Linked DNA regions of Mus musculus: region 1 is linked to region 2. Evidence: chromatin loops called from intact Hi-C (ENCODE). Cell type or tissue: heart. All regions are shown on one strand. Links, peaks and the distances in the headings refer to the core of each region. The heading gives the core; the rest is flanking DNA. Region 1 overlaps Rap1gap2 (RAP1 GTPase activating protein 2). Region 2 overlaps Rap1gap2 (RAP1 GTPase activating protein 2).

Evidence for each region. Peaks named below come from ENCODE experiments on the same cell type or tissue, not always from the same donor. Only the 100,000 strongest peaks of a DNase experiment are listed, where the experiment ranks them.
Region 1: it touches region 2 in a loop (6-fold over the local background); 10 of 42 quality-filtered maps call a loop at or near these places.

The regions. Positions count from the first base shown.
Region 1 is chr11:74,542,926-74,553,310 of GRCm38, forward strand. All of the region lies in intron 2 of Rap1gap2 (RAP1 GTPase activating protein 2), which reads right to left. Among named protein-coding and RNA genes, the nearest start is that of Rap1gap2, 42 kb to the right of the region's middle. In heart, for the core only: CTCF peaks have their summits at 3,450 (motif pointing left) and 4,644 (motif pointing left); a DNase peak (open chromatin) is centred at 4,286; H3K4me3 peaks cover 773 bases; H3K27ac peaks cover 2,715 bases.
Region 2 is chr11:74,397,358-74,407,742 of GRCm38, forward strand. It overlaps Rap1gap2 (RAP1 GTPase activating protein 2), which reads right to left. Exons shown (of 25, transcript NM_001015046.3): 16 at 9,954-10,040; 17 at 8,366-8,500; 18 at 1-137. Among named protein-coding and RNA genes, the nearest start is that of Olfr412, 38 kb to the left of the region's middle. In heart, for the core only: CTCF peaks have their summits at 4,964 (motif pointing right) and 5,657; a DNase peak (open chromatin) is centred at 7,054.

The DNA of each region.
Region 1 (10,385 bases), core at 1,181-9,180, 150 kb after region 2:
TTAGTTTTGTTATCTAGAAGATCTCCTGTTTATATTACTCATGTTAGAGCCCATTCAGGCCTACCTGGCCCCATGGCTCTGGGAAATGATTTGGCAGATAAGGCCACTAAAGTGGTGGCTGCTGCCCTATCATCCCCGGTAGAGGCTGCAAGAAATTTTCATAACAATTTTCATGTGACGGCTGAAACATTACGCAGTCGTTTCTCCTTGACAAGAAAAGAAGCCCGTGACATTGTTACTCAATGTCAAAGCTGCTGTGAGTTCTTGCCAGTTCCTCATGTGGGAATTAACCCACGCGGTATTCGACCTCTACAGGTCTGGCAAATGGATGTTACACATGTTTCTTCCTTTGGAAAACTTCAATATCTCCATGTGTCCATTGACACATGTTCTGGCATCATGTTTGCTTCTCCGTTAACTGGAGAAAAAGCCTCACATGTGATTCAACATTGTCTTGAGGCATGGAGTGCTTGGGGGAAACCCAGACTCCTTAAGACTGATAATGGACCAGCTTATACGTCTCAAAAATTCCAACAGTTCTGCCGTCAGATGGACGTAACCCACCTGACTGGACTTCCATACAACCCTCAAGGACAGGGTATTGTTGAGCGTGCGCATCGCACCCTCAAAGCCTATCTTATAAAACAGAAGAGGGGAACTTTTGAGGAGACTGTACCCCGAGCACCAAGAGTGTCGGTGTCTTTGGCACTCTTTACACTCAATTTTTTAAATATTGATGCTCATGGCCATACTGCGGCTGAACGTCATTGTTCAGAGCCAGATAGGCCCAATGAGATGGTTAAATGGAAAAATGTCCTTGATGATAAATGGTATGGCCCGGATCCTATCTTGATAGGATCCAGGGGAGCTATCTGTGTTTTCCCACAGAATGAAGACAACCCATTTTGGTTACCAGAAAGACTCACCCGAAAAATCCAGACTGACCAAGGGAATACTAATGTCCCTCGTCTTGGTGATGTCCAGGGCGTCAATAATAAAGAGAGAGCAGCGTTGGGGGATAATGTCGACATTTCCACTCCCAATGACGGTGATGTATAATGCTCAAGTATTCTCCTGCTTTTTTACCACTAACTAGGAACTGGGTTTGGCCTTAATTCAGACAGCCTTGGCTCTGTCTGGACAGGTCCAGATGACTGACACCATTAACACTTTGTCAGCCTCAGTGACTACAGTCATAGATGAACAGGCCTCAGCTAATGTCAAGATACAGAGAGGTCTCATGCTGGTTAATCAACTCATAGATCTTGTCCAGATACAACTAGATGTATTATGACAAATAACTCAGCAGGGATGTGAACAAAAGTTTCCGGGATTGTGTGTTATTTCCATTCAGTATGTTAAATTTACTAGGGCAGCTAATTTGTCAAAAAGTCTTTTTCAGTATATGTTACAGAATTGGATGGCTGAATTTGAACAGACCCTTCGAGGCTTGCCATCATTCAGGTCAACTCCACGCGCTTGGACCTGTCCCTGACCAAAGGATTACCCAATTGGATCTCCTCAGCATTTTCTTTCTTTAAAAAATGGGTGGGATTAATATTATTTGGAGATACACTTTGCTGTGGATTAGTGTTGCTTCTTTGATTGGTCTGTAAGCTTAAGGCCCAAACTAGGAGAGACAAGGTGGTTATTGCCCAGGCGCTTGCAGGACTAGAACATGGAGCTCCCCCTGATATATGGTTATCTATGCTTAGGCAATAGGTCGCTGGCCACTCAGCTCTTATATCCCATGAGGCTAGACTCATTGCACGGGATAGAGTGAGTGTGCTTCAGCAGCCCGAGAGAGTTGCAAGGCTAAGCACTGCAATGGAAAGGCTCTGCGGCATATATGAGCCTATTCTAGGGAGACATGTCATCTTTCATGAAGGTTCAGTGTCCTAGTTCCCTTCCCCCAGGCAAAACGACACGGGAGCAGGTCAGGGTTGCTCTGGGTAAAAGCCTGTAAGCCTAAGAGCTAATCCTGTACATGGCTCCTTTACCTACACACTGGGGATTTGACCTCTATCTCCACTCTCATTAATATGGGTGGCCTATTTGCTCTTATTAAAAGAAAAAGGGGGAGATGTTGGGAGCCGCCCCCACATTCGCCGTTACAAGATGGCGCTGACATCCTGTGTTCTAAGTGGTAAACAAATAATCTGCGCATGTGCCAAGGGTATCTTATGACTACTTGTGCTCTGCCTTCCCCGTGACGTCAACTCGGCCGATGGGCTGCAGCCAATCAAGGAGTGACACGTCCGAGGCGAAGGAGAATGCTCCTTAAGAGGGACGGGGTTTTCGTTTTCTCTCTCTCTTGCTTTTCTCTCTCTCTTGCTTTTTCGCTCTCTTGCTTTTCTCTCTCTCTTGCTTCTTGCTCTCCTTTCCTGAAGATGTAAGAATAAAGCTTTGCCGCAGAAGATTCTGGTCTGTGGTGTTCTTCCTGGCCGGTCGTGAGAACGCGTCGAATAACAATGATGCATTGCTATTATGCTGCTACAATACAGTAAATTAATATTTCATAAATATAAGTATATTATAGCTAGGCATGGTGATAAATGCCTTTTTAATCTCAGCACTTAGAAAGCCGAGGCAGGTGGATCTTTGTGAGTTCGAACCCAGCCTGGTCTATAGAACGTGTTCTAAGACAGCCAGGACTACACAGATGATAGGAAATAAATAAATAAATAAATAAATAAATAAATAAATAAATAAATGGAGTTTTATCACCTGCTCTATCAGGTATAGCTGAAGCACTTTCGAACAGCCCAACCCATGTAAAATTATCATTACCATCCCCATTTTGCAAATGAAGGTGAGAAAAAAAAATCTAACCAATGATCTCAAAGTCTGTGGCGAGATAAGGAGTTGAACTTCCCACTCAGGAGGAGGCTCTAAGGGCATGGCAGGCATGGTGGCACAGACCTGTAATTCCAACCAGTCAAAAGGCAAGAGAATTATTACATGTCCTGGAGCTGCCTGGGCAACTCAGGGAGGCACTGTCTCAAAATAAAAAGTAAAAAGATACCTGGTGATTGGTGCCACAGCTCAATGGGAAAAGACTTGCCTAAGATGCAGGAGACTCTGAGAGACGGAGTGGGGCAAGAGCTGGAGAGATAGCTGAGTTGGTAAACTGCTTGCTACAAATGCACGAGGGCCTGAGTTCAATTCCCAACACCCACACAAAAAGCCAGACATGGTGGTGCACATTCGGAATCTGGCGGGGGGTTGGGGGGGGGGGCAGAAACAGGTGAATTCCAAAAGCTCACAAGCTAGACACCTAGCTTAATTGTCAAGTTCCAGGTTCCAGTGAGACACTATCTTTAATAAATCATGATGGAACCTGGAGAGATGGCTCAGCAGTTAAGAGCAATGGCTGGTCTTCTGGAGTACCCAGGTTAGACTCCCACAACTCCAGATCCAGGGAAGCTGATGCCCTCTTCTGGTCTCCTTAGGCACTACATGAACGTGGTGTACAGACAGAGGCAGAAAAAACACCGACCCACAGAAAATTAAAAAATAAGTCTTAGCTGGGCAGGGGTGGTGCACACCTTTAAACCCAGCACTTGGGAGGCAGAGGCAGGCGGATTTCTGAGTTCGAGGCCAGCCTGGTCTACAGAGTGAGTTCCAGGACAGCCAGGGCTACACAGAGAAACCCTGTCTCAAAAAACCAAAAAAAGAAAAAAGGAAAGGAAAGGAAAGGAAAGGAAAGGAAAGGAAAGGAAAGGAAGAAAGAAAGAAAAAATAAATCTATTTTTAAAAGTTGAAGTACACAGCTCTTCAGTAACAACACCTGAGATTGACCTATGACCTATACCTAACACACTCGTGACACACACCAAGAAAAGAAACTAACTTATAGTCAAGAATAAATGGGTACTGTTATCAACTAGGATGGCAGATCTCATGTTAAGCATTCTTGCCACAATAAAATAAAACTCAGATGTTGAGGGTGAGGTTACATCCCAGTTTAAAAAATTAAAATAAAAAAAAATTTTTTAAAGAGCTTACGGTAGAGAAGTTTTATCTCTGTAGGCTGAAGTGGCCCCTCACAGCAGAGCCGTGATGCTGTCTCCTGTCTCTGCCTGATTATTGGGTTTCTCTCCCTTTGCAGCACGAGCTCTGGCTGCCTCTATCAAAGGCAGCAGGAACTTGCTGGAGTGCTGGAGGAGAGAGCTGCGTGTGACAGTAGGAGGAAGGGAAGTGGGTATTCTCAGTCGGGGGAGGGGTCACGACCTCAGTCAGCCTCAGCCTTTCACTGAGAACCGAAGCTCCTGGGAGGAGGGGCAGGCACTGCGGTAAGGAACAGTCCCCGTTATCTAAGAGGCACCGGAAAGCAAGTAATTATCTTTGAGATGGAAGCCAGCTGCACCAGCGAGCAATGAAGAGAGGGAGCAGAGACAGAAGGCAGGGAGCAGGGCAAAGAAGCAGAGAAGGGAAGTGGGGGTCGGGGGAGGCAGGCAAGGCATGTCATGAACAAGATCTATGGCATGCTCACCTACCCTAGTCAGAACTTTCATATTTGCCACTTCTTGTGACAGAATAAAACCTATGACGGCTCAGGTTCCTACTCACAAAGCTGTCTAGTTCTATACATCCCCTCCGACCACTAAATGAGCAGGCAGTCCTGGGACAACACTGCCACCTTCTGGAAGTAAGGAGAACTGTCGTTATTTCCAGCTTACCCACCACCAAGAGTGTTCTTCACCTCACCTTCACTGCTGCCTAGTGGTTCCCACCCCAAGGCCTTTGTACTAGCGGTTCCCAGCCCTCCAGTCCCAGGAGGGCTCCTCTACCTCCAGATATTCTCACACTCAGTCTTTCTTTGCCTCTGGTCCTCTCAGTTGTCACTTCTATGAAGAGGCTGTTTGCTGACCACTCGTCTAATGTAACCCCAGGTCTGGCATGGTGATACACACTTATAATCTCAGCACTTGGAAGGTAGAGGCAAAAGGATAGGTCAAGGCTCATCCTTGGCTACATAGAAACCCAACGTGAGACTGAAAAAGCCCTAAAATAAATAAATTAGAAGGCCCTATCCTCACTGTTTCCTTCCCACAGGCCATTGTCTGGAAGCACATAGTCCCGGGCTCTCACCACAAGAAAATACTACAACACCTGTCCATTTGTGCAACTACACTCAATAAACTTAGACTGCTAGCATTGCTGGCTATGAGACTCTTCATTCATCCAGGGTAAGCCATCCTGAGCTCAAGGACCCAAGTTCAAAGGCCACGGGGATGAATTGCAGATTTCCATTCGTTCTATGTCTATGTCAAGGGCGTCACACTCCCCCACACACCGGCTTGACCTCACATACACAGCAGACCCGCTTTGCAAATCCCCCAAGCACGAGACCCCAGTTTCCATGGAACTCCTTTCACACTCTGAGGTGTTGTCTGAGATGGACCGCTAGTGTAGCCTGCAGCCCTGAGTCACCATGAGATTCAGCCCCACGCTCCTCAGTAACACATTCATGGTGCTTTGGCCTCCCTATGCCAGTCTCCAGGGAAGCAGCTCACTTCACCTGTCACCTTAGCCCCACATTCAGTGAACGCCCTGAACAGACTTTCCCATACCCCTACAATACATCCTTCCACAGTCTCCCACTGGGTCGTGGAGAAGGACACACTGCTTAGGAAACAGCTCCTTACACTTCCTGACCCCGAGTCCTGGATGTTCTCTCTGTTCCAAACTCCTAGAGAATTCTCTTTTCGGCTGTCATGTGCTGTCCCTCCAAAAGGAAGTTCCCACTCCTCCCAAATCTTTACAGGGATTACCTCATGCTTTGGGGTGACTACTAAGTCTCTACAGCCTGAACTCTTTGCAGGCGAGACCATTTGCAACTGACTCCTCGTTATCTTCTGTAATAGGACTGAGCAAAGGGATATACTGAGTGCCTTTTGTATCGCCTTTAGTGTGTTAGCTTATTTCATCCTAAACATCCCCGTGAGACAGAGAATCTTGTCATCTGCACCTTCAGGGTCAGGAGGTCAGGGCTCTGCCCTCACATGACCGCATCAATGACTAACCGAGCCAGGATTCAACAAAGGAATCCCAGCCCCTGAAGCAGGGCGGGCTTAAAGTGGGTGCTCATTGAATATTCATGAGACATGGACAACCTACATTCCTCCTGCCTCTGTCTGACCTTGGCACTGACAGCTCCATCAAAGGCACAGAGCACTGGTGTGCTTGCTTCCCCAGCTCCAGTTCTGACCCAGTTGTCGCAGACAAGTTTCTTCCCCTCCCTTCCTCCTGCCCAAACCTTGAACAGAAAATGATCCAGCTGGGACCAGCAGAAGAGATGCTCTTGGCAAGCCTGAGATTTCTGTTCTGTTCGTTTGTTTTCAGAACACAAGTCTCTTTAGAGCACAGCCTGGGGGGCAGGCTCTACAGTAACAAGAGTACTGCCCTCCTCTTTTTTGTTCTTCTTTCTGATTAGTTTTTTGAGTGAGGGTCTTATTATGTAGCTCAGAATGCCCTTAGACTTACGGTAATCCTCCTGCCTCTGCCTCTGGAGTACCAGGATTACAGGCATGCATCGAGCTCACAAGCCTAGATGTGGATGGGAAGGTGGCATGGTAAGTTTGTAACTGAGACTAGACACTGGACAGAGGCACCTCTGGAAGATTCAGAAGTGCGGGTACCTCAGCCCACTTCCTTCTGGTTGTCTTCCTCCTCTCTGTGACCAGTGCACTATTTCTAATTCATTGCCACTGTGTCTCCACTCTGTTTGCTCAAAACACGGTTATCTTTGCACTCTTCCTGATGCCCCACTGACGACAGGGCCTCTCGGAAGCACGGCCACCACCTCTTTTCACCTTGACTGGGTTTGTGTGAGCATCCTGAACTAAAAATACAGAAGGGCATACAGGCACAGGTCCCTGAGGTCTGAAAGCCCACACCAGTGTGTATCCCCAGGACCCCTGCCTGCAAACAGTGGTACACACTCAACACTCACAGAGACTAAGAAAGAAAAGACAAAGGTAAAATGGTTCTCTCTCTCTCTCTCTCTCTCTCTCTCTCTCTCTTCCCCCCCCCCCCATCCTTCTTAAAGTATCTAAGTGTTTTGCCACCATATATTACATACCTAGTCCCTAAGAAGAGGGTGTTGAGTCCCCTGGAGCTGGAGTTACAGATGGTTGTGAGATATGTGATGTGGGTGCTGGAAACTGAACTCAGGTCCTCTGAAAGAGTGGTGCTTACTCTACTCTAAACTGCTGAAGTGTCTCTCCAGCCCAGCAAGATGGTTTCAACAGAATTAGAATCCTAGTAAATTCCTGAGCTCATACCATGTGGGTAAAACCCTTAGGCTCCCCCTTAACAAGACCAGATGCCATCCCATTCCAGTGAGTTAGCCCTAGATCCACAGACAACACAGGGGCACATCTCTGAACACAGCCTTCCCATTGTCTGGAAACTAGCATGCTCCCAAGGGAAGACGGGTGTGCATCAATTCCCAAGGTGATGGGGCTTCCGTCAGGAACTTGGGATTCTGGGGGGGGGGGGGGGGTCCAACCAGATGTCACAATACTCAAGAGCTGAGGCAGGAGAATCACCACAAGTTCAAGGCTAGCCTGAACTACAAAATGAAACCATGCCTCAAAAATAAAATGATATAGGGGTGGGATAGGAGGAATGAGAAGAGCCAGCTCCCAGGACTAGAGAGGACGGGAGGGGACGTGGCAAGCTCTGAGACATCACGGCTGGTTTTGTCCAGCTGTAGTGGGATGTGGTACTAGGAGTGTTTGTGTGTATGTGACCTTGAGTGACCTTATAGAGTCAAGTCTGGAGTGTGTGTGTTCAGGATATGCCAGGACCCTGACATGTTACAGTGAAGCTGAATGCTAGCCAAACGTTAGGACTCTGCTATGGTGACAGCTCTCTGCGTTTGTCCCAGGCCTCAAGAGGCAGGGCTCTGAGAGCTACCAGCTGCACCATACCAGTTTGTGGCTGCCTCCTTGGTGCCATCTAGTGTCACTGGATTTGCACACCTCTGATACCTGTCCTTGGAGGTGAAGACAGGTCACAGACTGGGTACAATGTCTGGGCTTGTCTGGCTCTTGGAAGCTGACCTGGGAGCCTGGCCTTCAGTCTCAGCCAGTGTTGCCTAACAGAACTGTCTGCAATGGTGAATATGTTCGCAAGTGTTCTATGTGTCTGTCTAAACGGGTCAGCCCTGAGCACTCTGTCCCAGGAAGCAAAATGTACTTTGTTTGTTTATTCTGATACTAGGGCCTTGCATATTTAAGGCAAATATTCAAACAAAGGAAGGAAGGAAGGAAGGAAGGAAGGAAGGAAGGAAGGAAGGAAGGAAGGACAGAAGGAAGGAAGGAAGGAAGGAAGGATTCACCTTTACTAGTAATTGGCCAAAGGAAATAGTCAAAAACACATTAACAAAAAATTATATACAGATCCTTTGTATAATTTGTTATAGCCAAAACTAAAAGCATTAAAGTCTAGAAATAAAGCAATACCTAAATTAATTATGGGACCCCATGGTCACAGGGTAAGTAGTATTTTAAATCACGGTGGGGGTGTACATTGTTTGATTTGGGGTTCTGTTTTGTTTGTGTTTTGCTCTGGTATTAAGACAGAGTCCCGTTTAGCCCAGATTGACCTCACTTCCGCCATGCAGCAGAGGATAACCTCGAATTTCTGGTCCTCCCGCATCCACCTTCTAGATTACAAGATTACGGGAATACACCACCATCCCTGGTTTTATGTGGTGCTAAGGATCAAACCCAGACCTTCACATATGCTTGGCAGGCATTGTGCCAACTGAGCCACACCCCAAGCCCTGAGTCACCTTTTAAAAGATCACTCAGTGTTGAAATGACATTACATAACACGTTTTTAAAACCAAAAAAAAAAAAAAAAAAAAAAAAAAAGACTATTAGGAAACACTAAAACAGTAACGTGTAGAGGGGACATTGCTTGGTGGCTTGGCAGTGGCTCTGCAGGCATGAACCCCTGGATTCGATCCCCAGCACCATAAATAAGAAGAACAATTTCTTTTGGGTGGTGGGTTATGGGTTATTCTTATTTTTTTCACTTCAACATTTGTACATATTTTTTAAACCTCTCACAGTGAGCATGTACTATTTTTATAATCAAGAAAACACTATTTTTAAAGATGGGGAAGGGCTGTACCAGTATGGGAAAATATTTTTGAACCAGCTTTTAAAATGAGAGAGAGAGAATATATAAGAACACACCCAGACCTACAGGGAGGAACTCAAAGGAGGCAGACATTGTGATCTGAGGGTTGCAGAAAGAGAATTTCCATTCATTTATCCAGAGTTCTATTAGTGCCCTCGGAATAAGTAAATGTGATTTTGCCAATCAGATTTGGGCTTGCACAACTGTGAGGGCGTGGGCAGTAGAGACACAGTGGGTGGTTAAAATCCCTCTGGCACTACCACAGAGATCTGAGGACCATGGCATCCCTTCTTACCCTTGCCACGGGCATCTCTCACAAATACACAGAGGGTCCAATGGGGACAGCCACTGAAACAGTGTCTGAGAGATCAAAACATAAAAATGACCAAGGGATCCAGGCATGCAGGATGCAAAATGTACAAACAGACTCTGACTGGCAATTAAAAAGAAGGAACTACAAGTTGTCCTTAGAATTTCCAGAATCCCCGAGGAAGGGCACACTCAGAGCTATAATAGCATCAGCCACATACACATGTACACATCTGATGGACTCTATGCTCCTGCACTATTCTTAGCAATGGACATATGCAAACTTACTTCATGCCCTAAACAACACTTTTGTGCTTTACAAATAAGGAAGCTGAGGCATAGATAAATTAAATAACCTGTCCAAGGACTTACGACTGGTAAAAGGCAGGGCCTAGCTCCGAACCCAGACAACCTGGCCAATAGGGCACCATGGGAAAAAGTCAAAAGGATGTCACATGCATGACTTATTTTTTTGATACAGGGCATCTCTACTATGTAGCTCTGGCTGTCTCGGAACTCACTAGTAGAGCAGGCTGGCCTCGAACTCATGGAGATCCATCTGCCTCTGCCTACAGAGTACTGAGATTAAAGGTATGCATCTGTAAGGATGGCACATGTGTGAGTTTTTAATAGTAGTCTCAAAGGACAGGATCAACTCCAACAGATGTCAGGATCCAAAGATGCTGAAGTCTCTTATCCAGAATGGACTGGTACCCACATGGAGTCCACACATCCTCCTGTATGAAGCCCATCTTCTCTGGATTACTTATGATGTCTAACACTCTGCAACACTGTGTAAGCAAAAGTTACCCTGTGTCATCCCAGGAATAAGAGCAAGCAAAGGGGCCTGCACCTGTGCAATGCAGGTACGGTTTGAAACATATGTATTGCTGGGCATGATGGTGTATGTCTTTAAG
Region 2 (10,385 bases), core at 1,508-9,507:
GAGAAGGTGGTCTTGGTGACCTCCATGCTGTTGTGGACAATGCCCCCGCTGAGGCTGCCAGGGAGGTTCCCGCCATGCAGCTTCCTCTGGCTACCCACCATGGTCTCCATGGAATGGCTGCGCACACGGATGGCCCTCTGTGAAGTGTGAGAAAGGTCTGAAAGTCAGAACCTGGTACTACTGGATGACACTCTGCCCTGGGCTCAAGTGTACACGCATGCACACACACACGAGCAATGAATGTACACACTGTTACAGAAGTCCACGCCTCAGTAATTGGTGTCTACAGAGATCTCTAAATTCTCTCAAGGCAGGGTCTGAGGGCTCAGTGCTGCAAGGTGGGCCAACCTGCTATCCTCGTCTTATGGGGAGAGGAAGCAAGTCCTGCAGCTCAGCAAACCTCAATGACACTGTCCAGTGAGCAACTCTACCTCTCTGAGTTATGGCTTCATTGTCTATAAAATGGGTGTGTCACAATTCCATAAAGGATGGGGGCTAAACACAGGTGCTGAACACTAACTCCTTTTTATTCTGGTGTGTGTGTGTGTGTGTGTGTGTGTGTGTGTGTGTGTGTTGTCTGTCACTGAGGAAAAGACCTAAGATCTCGTTCATGCTGGGTAAGAGCTCTACCACTGAGCTACCACGTCCTCAACCACACATCAGCTCTGTGTTCACAAAGCTAAGCTTCCTCCTAAGTGTGTACTGGACTTCCCTCCCCACTGTGACCACAGGTGTGACTTGTGCAGCTCCATCCACCCTTGATGTAGAACCCTGTAACAAGTTCCTGCTCATCTCTGACCCAAAGCTGCAACTTACCATCCCTTGGACTTAGAGAGCTGAAGTTATACTTTCCAGATCAACACTACAGATCTGCATGGCTGTTCAAAGAGGTATGTGCTCAGACTGGGCACACAAAGGAGCTCCTATGGGTACAGAACCTTGTGTTCACTTATAGCTTGCAAAAAAGCAAAATGTGGGGCAGGTTGGGTGGGTACTGGCCAGCTGTTAAGTGTCTGGCCAATGACAACCAGGACAGTCAGGTTTGTCATGGTGCATGAGAAAATGAGAATAACTGAGCCATAGAAACGGTGACTGGACCCCTAGAAGAGCTGGACCTGGGGTGACAATCCCTCCTCAGACTTCTCTAGAGTGCAATACTGCTTCTGATGCTTAGAACTCAGCTCCAACTACGGCAGGACTTCCAACCAACAAAGTGCTCCAGGATCCTGGCTCCCTGGGATAACACTCTGTTTTGCTTCCATAGTGTTTGAAGTGTAAGTACATTTCAGAGGTTTTCTCCAGTGGCCCCAAGCCCTTACATCATTGCCCTCTGGTCATCTATCTAGTTTCTCAATAAGATGGCTGGACAACACAACTTAGTGGTAGAAAGCACAAAAGTGTTAGACGCTGCTGCCAGGAGTCATGCCTGGGCTCCCTGCTGTGCCCCGTTAGCTGAGAACCCTGCAGGTTGCTAAGCTTCTTTGAGACTTATGTGCAATGGGACAGGGTGTGTCAACACAAGGAGTAGCCTTGAGAGCCTATAAAGCTCTTAAAGGAGAGGCCAGCACATCACACGTGCAGCATCTCATGGTATTGATATTAAGCACAGTGTGCTTGCTGTGTGCTCAGCACCACGCCAGGAACAAGAACTGCAGTACTGAGGCCAAAGGGGTAATGCATCCAAGAGTGCTCAAAACACACTTCTAAGAGGAGGCTAATAATGCAAGACCCAGGGTCTATGATGACGGTCTCTTTGTATCAGTTGTTCTGGGGCCTAAAGAGCAAAGGCTCCTGGATACCTGTACTATTAGTGACTCAAGTACAGGTACCAAACTCCAACTGGCAGATCTCTTGCTGGCAGGACCAACATGCATTCCAATGTCTCCTCCTCCTCCTCCTCCTCCTCCTCCTCCTCCTCCTCCTCCCTGGGATACAAAGTACTCAGGCTCAATCTAAAGCACTAATTTAACTTATCCCTTACTAGAGAAGCTGGAGGGATGTCTGCTGATGGCTTTGGGGAAAGCATCTGAAAGCACTGAAGCCATCGGGGAGACCAAACCTGATGACAAAGCTGGAGAGGCCAGTACCACATGGAAGGAAAAGGGAAAGAACACACGTGCTTTGACCAGCTGTGCCAGAGTCACCTGGACTTCTTGCTACAGCAATTAGTAGATTTTCCTCACCATGGTGTGAGCCTGTCAAGACAGAGTAGTCTCAGAACTTGGCACCAGCCAACATATATGGACTAAGCTGAAGCCGGTGTACCCTTACAGCTGGACTCAGGCCTGTGCATTACCCCTAAGGAATGTCTCTGGAGGAAGAGCGAAGCCCCTTGCTTCCCTTGAGACATCCAGGAAGAGCTTCCACATACATCCATGCAAATACTATTCTTCAGGACCCCAGGGACACCTTAGACACCTTGGAATGGTGAAAGGCCTCATCCTGCCTGCCATTCCACCTGACATGGGACAGAGACTCAGAAAGGCTGCTGGTAGATGCCACAGCCCTCAAGACAAGCCACGAATGAGATGTAGGACTACCACCCTCCAATCAACATCATGTAGCCTCTATTGTCTGCATCAAAGATGCCCCATGAGGGATGAGACCTCTCCCCTCTCGGAACCACAGAAGAGTTGCCTAGCAACAGTGTTCCTGGGACACTGGTTGCTAGAGCCAGAATATTTGATTCATTCTACCACCCAAGCGTCAGAGACTCCCTGGACTCATTGAAACCTGAGGATATGTGCCTGGATGGGAAGAAAGGCTCCTTACATGACACAAATGCTTTGGTAAATGCCAGCACCTTTTTATATGGTTGTTCCCCCTGGCCTGTCACCACCACTGTCACCACCACTTCAAACTCTTCATTTGTGTTCTGATCTAGTCCTCAGTCTCTCATGCTCTGAAAGGATCCAAGTATGAATAACAAGCCCTGTGTAACGTGTCCAGTCTAAGGAGCTTCATACACACAATCTAATGAATCCTTGCAAGGCTGAGGTATAGAGAGAATAGAAAATCTCTCAAGCGACAAATAACTGTCACACACCACTAAGAGACAGAGCTGGGATTCAAAGATAGGATCCCAGACCCCAAGATTGAAAACACAGAGCTGGATATGGGAGTGTGTGCCTGTAATCCATACAACTTGGAAGACTTGAGAAGTCAAGGTTAGCCTGAGCTGTAGAGTGAGACCCTATCTCCAAAAGAAATGGGAGAGGAAGGGAAGGGGTGAAGGAGGATGGAGGGAGAGGAGGGGGTGGCAGGGCAGGGGGAGGAGAGGGAAGGGACGGAGAGATACAGGAAGAGGACGGAGAGATACAGGAAGAGGGAGAAGTGGAGAGAGGTGGGAGAAGGAAAGGATGTGGAGATGGGATAGAGATGAAGGCCAAGATGGAGCAATTCACTGGCTGATGAATTAAAGATGACAGGAAAGCAGGAGGTCTGGGGATCCGACTCTCATAAAAATGTCAAAGGCCAATGTCAGGGAGGACAGTGTCTTCAGATGCCCATGTGCCACTGTCAAAGTCAACAGAAAGAATCTGAGGACCCAATGAACTGACAGAATTCCAGGGCTTGGCAGGGTGTCAGTCACCTGCTCTCCTGCCCTTGGCAACAGGAAGGGTGAAGCCCTGGTTCTCCCATGGTCCCTGGCAGGAAGAGCTGTCACAAAGATGAAATGAGACAGTGTTTGTGTCCAACCCCTGGGATGACATCTGCCCACTCGGGTCAGCTCTCCTGCCCCCATTTTAGTGTGAAGACAAGTGATGGTCATCGCTAAGACCCAAAACAATGCTTGATTTGAATGAAACTGTCCAGTGACATCTAAATAATTTTTCCATATTATGGTCCAATGGGCAACTGAATGGAAGTGCCATCCCTGTCAATCTAGGCAACAGAATCAGAAGACGGGGGGGTGAGTGTGGGGGAACGAAAAGGGGAAGAGGGACGGAGAGGAGAACGGGGTAGTGATAGCATGAGGAAGGCAGTGGGAAGGGCGGTCATGGAAGCCTTTGTATTAGCTTCAGGAGGCTGGGGCACCTGTGCTTGACAAAGCTCACCTGACCCCTGCTTGAGTTCTCCATTCCAGCTCATTCCAGCAGTGGGTGCCCTGACCCTCAGAAAGTCCTGTGTGCAGAGCAGGAATCTCGCCTATATTTCCAACCATGCCATCTTGTGCTGGCCATTTCCCGTGACTGTCCCTTGCCGTCCTCCCGGCCGATCACCTCTAGCTGCACCGATCTCCCTCAGTCCCTGTGGCCCCCAGCCCTCAGCCCACCCCACTGCTGCCTTCCATCCAGCTCTGCTGTGAGGTGACAGAGAAAGAATGTACTGCTTTCTCATTACCCACGAGTGTCACCTCACTGCCCGGCCACCAGCACCACAGCCTCCTTACAAGAGGTTTCTATGAGTTCTTTCAACTTAACAAACTCAACATCAGAGACAAAAATCAAGGAGATTAGCACAGGGTGGGGGTTGGGGGAGAGTGGAAATGCCCATCCAAACCCCAAGAGAAGTAACAGAGGCAGGGCCTCTGACACAAAGATACTACTAGTCTCCTGCCTGCTGAGATGGCTTCAGTCAAGGTCTTCTGTTCTTCCAGCAGGAACATGCTGGTAGCTCACTTAAAGACTATGGCTCCAACCCATAAGCTGAGCAGAGCCAGGCCAAGGCCTGAGCACCCCACTCCTCTCTCTCTCTCTTTCTCTCTCTCTCTCTCTCTCTCTCTCTCTCTCTCTCTCTCTCTCTCTCTCTCTCCTCTCACTCCTTCCCTTCCCCCCTCTCATTGCAATCCATCCCTGGTACCATGACTTCCCCTTCCATGAGCAAAAGGAGTGGCAGAGATGTCAAAGGCTGGGGACTGTGTCTGCCCCATCACAATCCCCCATCCACCATTACTGGTGTCACGCAGGCCTGTAGCTACAGGACCCCCAAAAAGACTTTGCCAGAGATGTCTGTTGGCCTCTCCTGCCACTAGAGGTCAGGTGAGACCAATGCACTACCTACACCAGTTCCTCAAAGGGTGAGAGAAATTAGCCTGCTGCCTCCCTGCTCCCTGTGGTTCCAATTCTGTCCCACTGTCTTCTACCCCTGCCTCCATATTATGAGGACAGTAGAGAGTTGAGCCAGTCCAGTGTTTCTCAAACGAGGGTCCATATGTGCTATACCCATACCACACGGACAAATCAACTGTCATTTTTTTTCTTTTTACTTCATTATAGGTGATCTAGAGATAAATACCTTCCAAAAGGAAGTGATACACAGCTTCTTCATCAGATAAAAACAAAACAAAACAAAACAAAACCTGTGAGGTTCCCAAGAACATGGCCACAGCCACCCCCTTGAGCCACAGAAACATCTTTCATTCAACGCAACACTGCAAAAGATGAGTCTTTTCCATTAGAAATGTGTAGATTCTCAGATTGTCATCTACATGAAAACGAAAACTTCCGAGTGTCAGTAGGCCTGACAGGTCCTGAGATCCCTCCAAGCAGCTTGGTTTCCAAGCAAATCTAGGTGTCCACAAAGCAACCAGTGCGTGTCTCCTGAAGGGGAAGCTTCCACTCACAGCCAGAACTAAAGTGAGGTATGAGTGAACCGTCCGTCCCCATGGGGCGCGCACACAACCCAAGGCCACAGAGGCCACAGCTGGGCCCTCTAGGGAAGACCAGTCTGAAGGGGATAGGAAGTGGGTGTCACTCATCCCTGCGCATCCTTAGCTAGTGCCTGCCTGTGAGAGAACTTTCGAGCCACGCATTTTCTTCCTGAAATCATTGCAAATAACCCTTTATCCTGGAGACATCCCACAGAGGTCTAGGGTTAATCCCCAAAAAAATCAGTAATCCTGACACCACAGTCCTGACTAAGGCACTAGACACAGACTCTTGAACTGGGCCAGGACCATGCCTGCCCCTTGCCCAGGCTTCTCCACATGGGAGACCTGAATCAACAACACTGAAGGGGTTGACAAGAAAAGCCAAGGTCTCCTTCTAGGAAAAGAGAAACTCACTGGCCATGGTCATCAGTGCTCCAGAGGCTCACTCTGTGTGCCTGACCCTCATGGCCCCTTCTATCTATCCCCACAACTTCACAACCTCAAAGGTAGGTATGAAATCTGAATGGAAAAAACGGGTCTGCCTTCAACCACAGAGTTAAAAAACAAGTCCCTGCTATACTGGCTTATAGGCCAGTCATAAAAGAGTCTTGCAGCATGCCCTCGAGTGAAAGCCCCTCTAGGAATACCTCAGACACCTTGAAGTGAAACAAACCAATGGCCACTCCTAACAGATGCAAAAGACTGAGCAAACTGTCCTGGAGCCACCATCCTTCGGCTGTTGAGCCACCTCATCCAGTGGACCCATGGGCAGAATGTCCAGAGCCGACATACAATGTTACAGAAACATTTGAAACCTTAAAAAAATATATAGCTCCTACATACAAAAGAAAACCTGTAGGACTCAAAGCAACCAATGTTCATAGAATGTCTGCAAAGCACAGCATCTTACTAGCTTGTCAACCGCGGCTCGGCACTGATCATGCTACGTAAATTAATTTACTGTGGGAGGGGAGCGGGACACTTTGATAGGTGTGATACGAGGTGGGGCAGAGCCCCTGGAGCCTCAGGAGGACACTAAGTGGCCGCTCCTCTACCTTCCCTTGGCCCAAGCCTGCCTCCTATTACCTTGCCTCATGCTGACCCTCCTCTTGGCAAGACAATCTGTCCACCGTGGCTCCCTCTTCCTTCTCCATTCCTTTCCCCCTCTGTCCTCCACTTTTCTCAAAATCCAACAGAAATAAAGAAGAATCTCACTGTGTAACCCAAGCTGTCCTTGAACTCATCATGTTCCTGCCTTGGCTTCCCAAATGTTGGCCATACAGGCAGGCTCCTCCACACCCAGCTCCTCTTGCATCTAGATTCACCCGGCTTTGGCTTCTCCTCTTCTCACAGCCTCTTCAATCAAGACTATACCAGAAACCCTAAGAATCTCCTAACAGCCTGGACAAGCACCTCGGCTCCTCCCACCCTCAGGAGGAATCTCAGCAGCTGGTTCTAGCTAGGGCCAGCAGAGCTCTGCCTGTTCTCAGCTGTCAGCTGGGCAGTGAACAACTGACCCAGACCTGCCCAGGCCTGGCCAGTATGGGTGGAATCTTCATGGTCAGAAACTGGGAGGGAGTAGTATCATGTAGCTGTTAGGAATTTGGGAGACCTGAATTCAACTCTGTCTCCAGGGTGACCTAAGACTAATTATTTAGTGTTTGTGTCTTTGTTTCCTCACATGTAAAACTATACTTACAATTACTAAAATTGAGTGTGAATTATTATGCCAAAATTATTATAGCCACAATTCCAGCCTTCCACATGGAGCTCTAATGACAGTTGGGAAGTTTAAGTCTTATATGCAACCTACACAGCACAGATAATGGGTGCCCTATTACCACAGCTAAAAGTATTTACTGTGTCATAGGCAATCTGCAATTTCTGGGCATTATTCCAATGAACTCGCACAACAAGGTGACAGAGGTCCAATTTATTATCTCTGGTTCCTTAACAAGAAAACTGAACCTTACGAACTTTAAAGATCTTTCCCAGTATCCTGTAGCTGGGTACTTTTAAAAGCGCATATAACCCCAATCCTAATACCTCAAAATGTCATGTTTATGAATCTCTCTCTAGTGGAAAACCTGGCAGAAACGTAAGCTTAGAGTCAGAAAATCTAGGTGTGAACCTCTGAGGTGCAGGGTCCTAAGACCCCACGGCCTCTTGTAGCCTGCCCTCCAGCACTCACCCACACCCCTCTGTGTTAAAGGAGATATCCAGAAATCACTATCCAAATGTACATGACTATATGTAGTCAGGATCAAATCAGATGCCAATATAAGTGCCGTGTGGACCAACAAGCTTGCAGCCAAGACATGATAATGGAGCCACCTGTGCCCCTCACTGGTTCTGTGGTTATCTGAGTCCTTCTGGGGACAGGAAGCTCATTCTAGGTAAAACTTTTCTTTTTCAAAGCTGGAGAGACTCGCCTGTGGCTCCACCCACTCATCCACCGCCAACCGGGCCCCAGCACCTGCCAGCAAGGAAGAACCACGCAGCAGCAACCGACCTAGCTACTAAATACCCCAAGGCTTGTGACCTCAGAGATTCCTGGGCTAAAGATGGGAGAGAGCATGGAGATACCCCACGCTCTGGAATCAACACTGGCTGCTCCAATCTCACACACCATGCCCCAGCCCTTTAAAAAGTCCCACCCCATCCTGTCACTTCTGACTAGTCCTTGGGTTCTCAGGCTGGATCCCCAATAACGTAGCCATTTTCTTTCTTTGCCCTCTTCCATAGCAACCCAAACTCAGCCTGCGTCCATACCTTAAAAGATTCCAGGAATCCTCCATGGCCCCCATTCTCGAACTTGTCCTCCTCCGGGCCCATGCCTAGCATGACCTGAGTGTGTGTGTGGAGTTCATCATGAAGGTTGTCCAGGAGAGCAGCCCGGGTCCGGTCCTAGAAAGGAGTGGTATATACAGGTGTACAGACACCGACAGCAGAGAGAGACGTGTCCTTTCTTCTCTGGCCCGGATGCCTGGTCTGAGGGCTGCTATTCTGTCACCAGCTCCTGGCCACGGTAGGATTTAGGAGGAGAATGGGCTTCATGCTCACTAATGCTGCAGTTAGCACAAATGTTCCAGGCCTGCCCCCCCCCCACTCTCCCTGCCATACCAGCTCTTCCAAGGCTTACCCTGGGGACCCCCTACCCCAGATCTCAGACCAGGATCTATACGCACAACCCCTCTGCCCATGGTTCTGTAACAGCCAGGTAGCAACCTCCAGGGGGACTCCAGACACAACAGACTGGACAAGCCCTTTCTGCAGGCCACAGTCCTAACAAAGCTCCTCTCCCAACTGTCCCCGCCGAGCCTGAGCTGAAAGACTGAGTCACCCCACAATTCCACTTTCCCTGCCCTTATTTATTTCTAGGAGTCCATCATGTCTTCCCAGTCCAACCTTCTGACAGTGTGATACAATGCCAATCTATAAGAACTTCACAGGCAGTTACCAGGGGAAACGTTCATAATGTTTTATACCTACTGGTCTATGATTTTTGCTTGGACCACACTCATAGCTACCCTGAGGCACATGTGGGTTGCAGGCCTCTGGTTGGACACGCCTACCTGCAGTTTAGCCCAGTGCCTCCTGTGAAGGGTTCACCTTTGTTGAGCCTCTTAGACTCTTTAATCATTTCTAACTGGCCAGTTCCTTTTCTATCTCCCCTTCAACCTCTCCTCCTCCAACTCTAACACCTGCTGGCTAATGATGTCTCTAACATGCGAATCAAACACTTTTAAAAATTTCATAGCGCCTACCACTTGCAAGCCACAACCCTGCGCCATTCAATGCAGCCAACCATCTGCAGTCCCGTCTTCCAGCCACAGGAGGCTGTCATCTGGCCACACCCCCTCCCAACAATGTCTGATTCTATTGGACCTTTGACTGTTCCCTGAGTCTTGAATGACTTTCCAGACTCTCTTCATGCAAAAGCTTTATCAGATGTCAAGATTCATCAGCTCAAAAGCAACCTCCTCCAGGAAGCCTTCCCTGAACACACCCTCCATTATCCCTAGCAGAAGCAGTCACTACCCACTGGCTCCATCATGGCCCATAGTATAATACAGTAAATACACTCTATTATAAATCTTAGCTTCTCTTCTGTAAAGGTCCCTCTACCAGCATGGGCACTACATAGTACAGAAGTGATATCTCACTTATCCTTGGTAACAGAGCAAGACCTGGACATACTACATGTTCAAAAAAAAAAACCTGATGATTGGCAGGTAAGTCCTAGAATCTAGATGAGTTCCTACCAAGGGAAAAAAAAATGTTCCCAAAGCAACAGAGAGCTGAGGGCTTAGGATGAAGCAAACAAGCCCAGAGGAGACTTTCCGTGTGGCCCTCTCACCTCCAGCTTGGCGAACTTGTCCGACTTGCAGCAAGCATTCTCTGCGTTCGTGAGCTTGGTGAGCAGAAACTCCCGGAATTCTGCGCCCTGAAACAGGTGAAAGAGGTTCAGAACTCTCCTGGCCTCTGCTGTCAATCAAACGCCTCCAACCACAGTGACAAAAAGGCAGGAGAACCCCTGCGTTAGCCCTCTCATATCCGGTCATTTCCAGCCAAGGCCAGGCCTGCCTGCTAATGTACCAACTTGAAAGCCAGCTTCCCCAGCGCTGGGAAACCCACCCTCCATAGGGCACCTTGGTCACTGGAGGCAATGCTTGAGGCTGGCTCCTGGGTCTAGAGCACAGTATAAAAGTCCTTCTAAAAACAGGAGGACAACCCTGGCATCAAACTCCCAACAAGGGCCACATTGACCTCAAAGGGTGAGGTGGGAGAT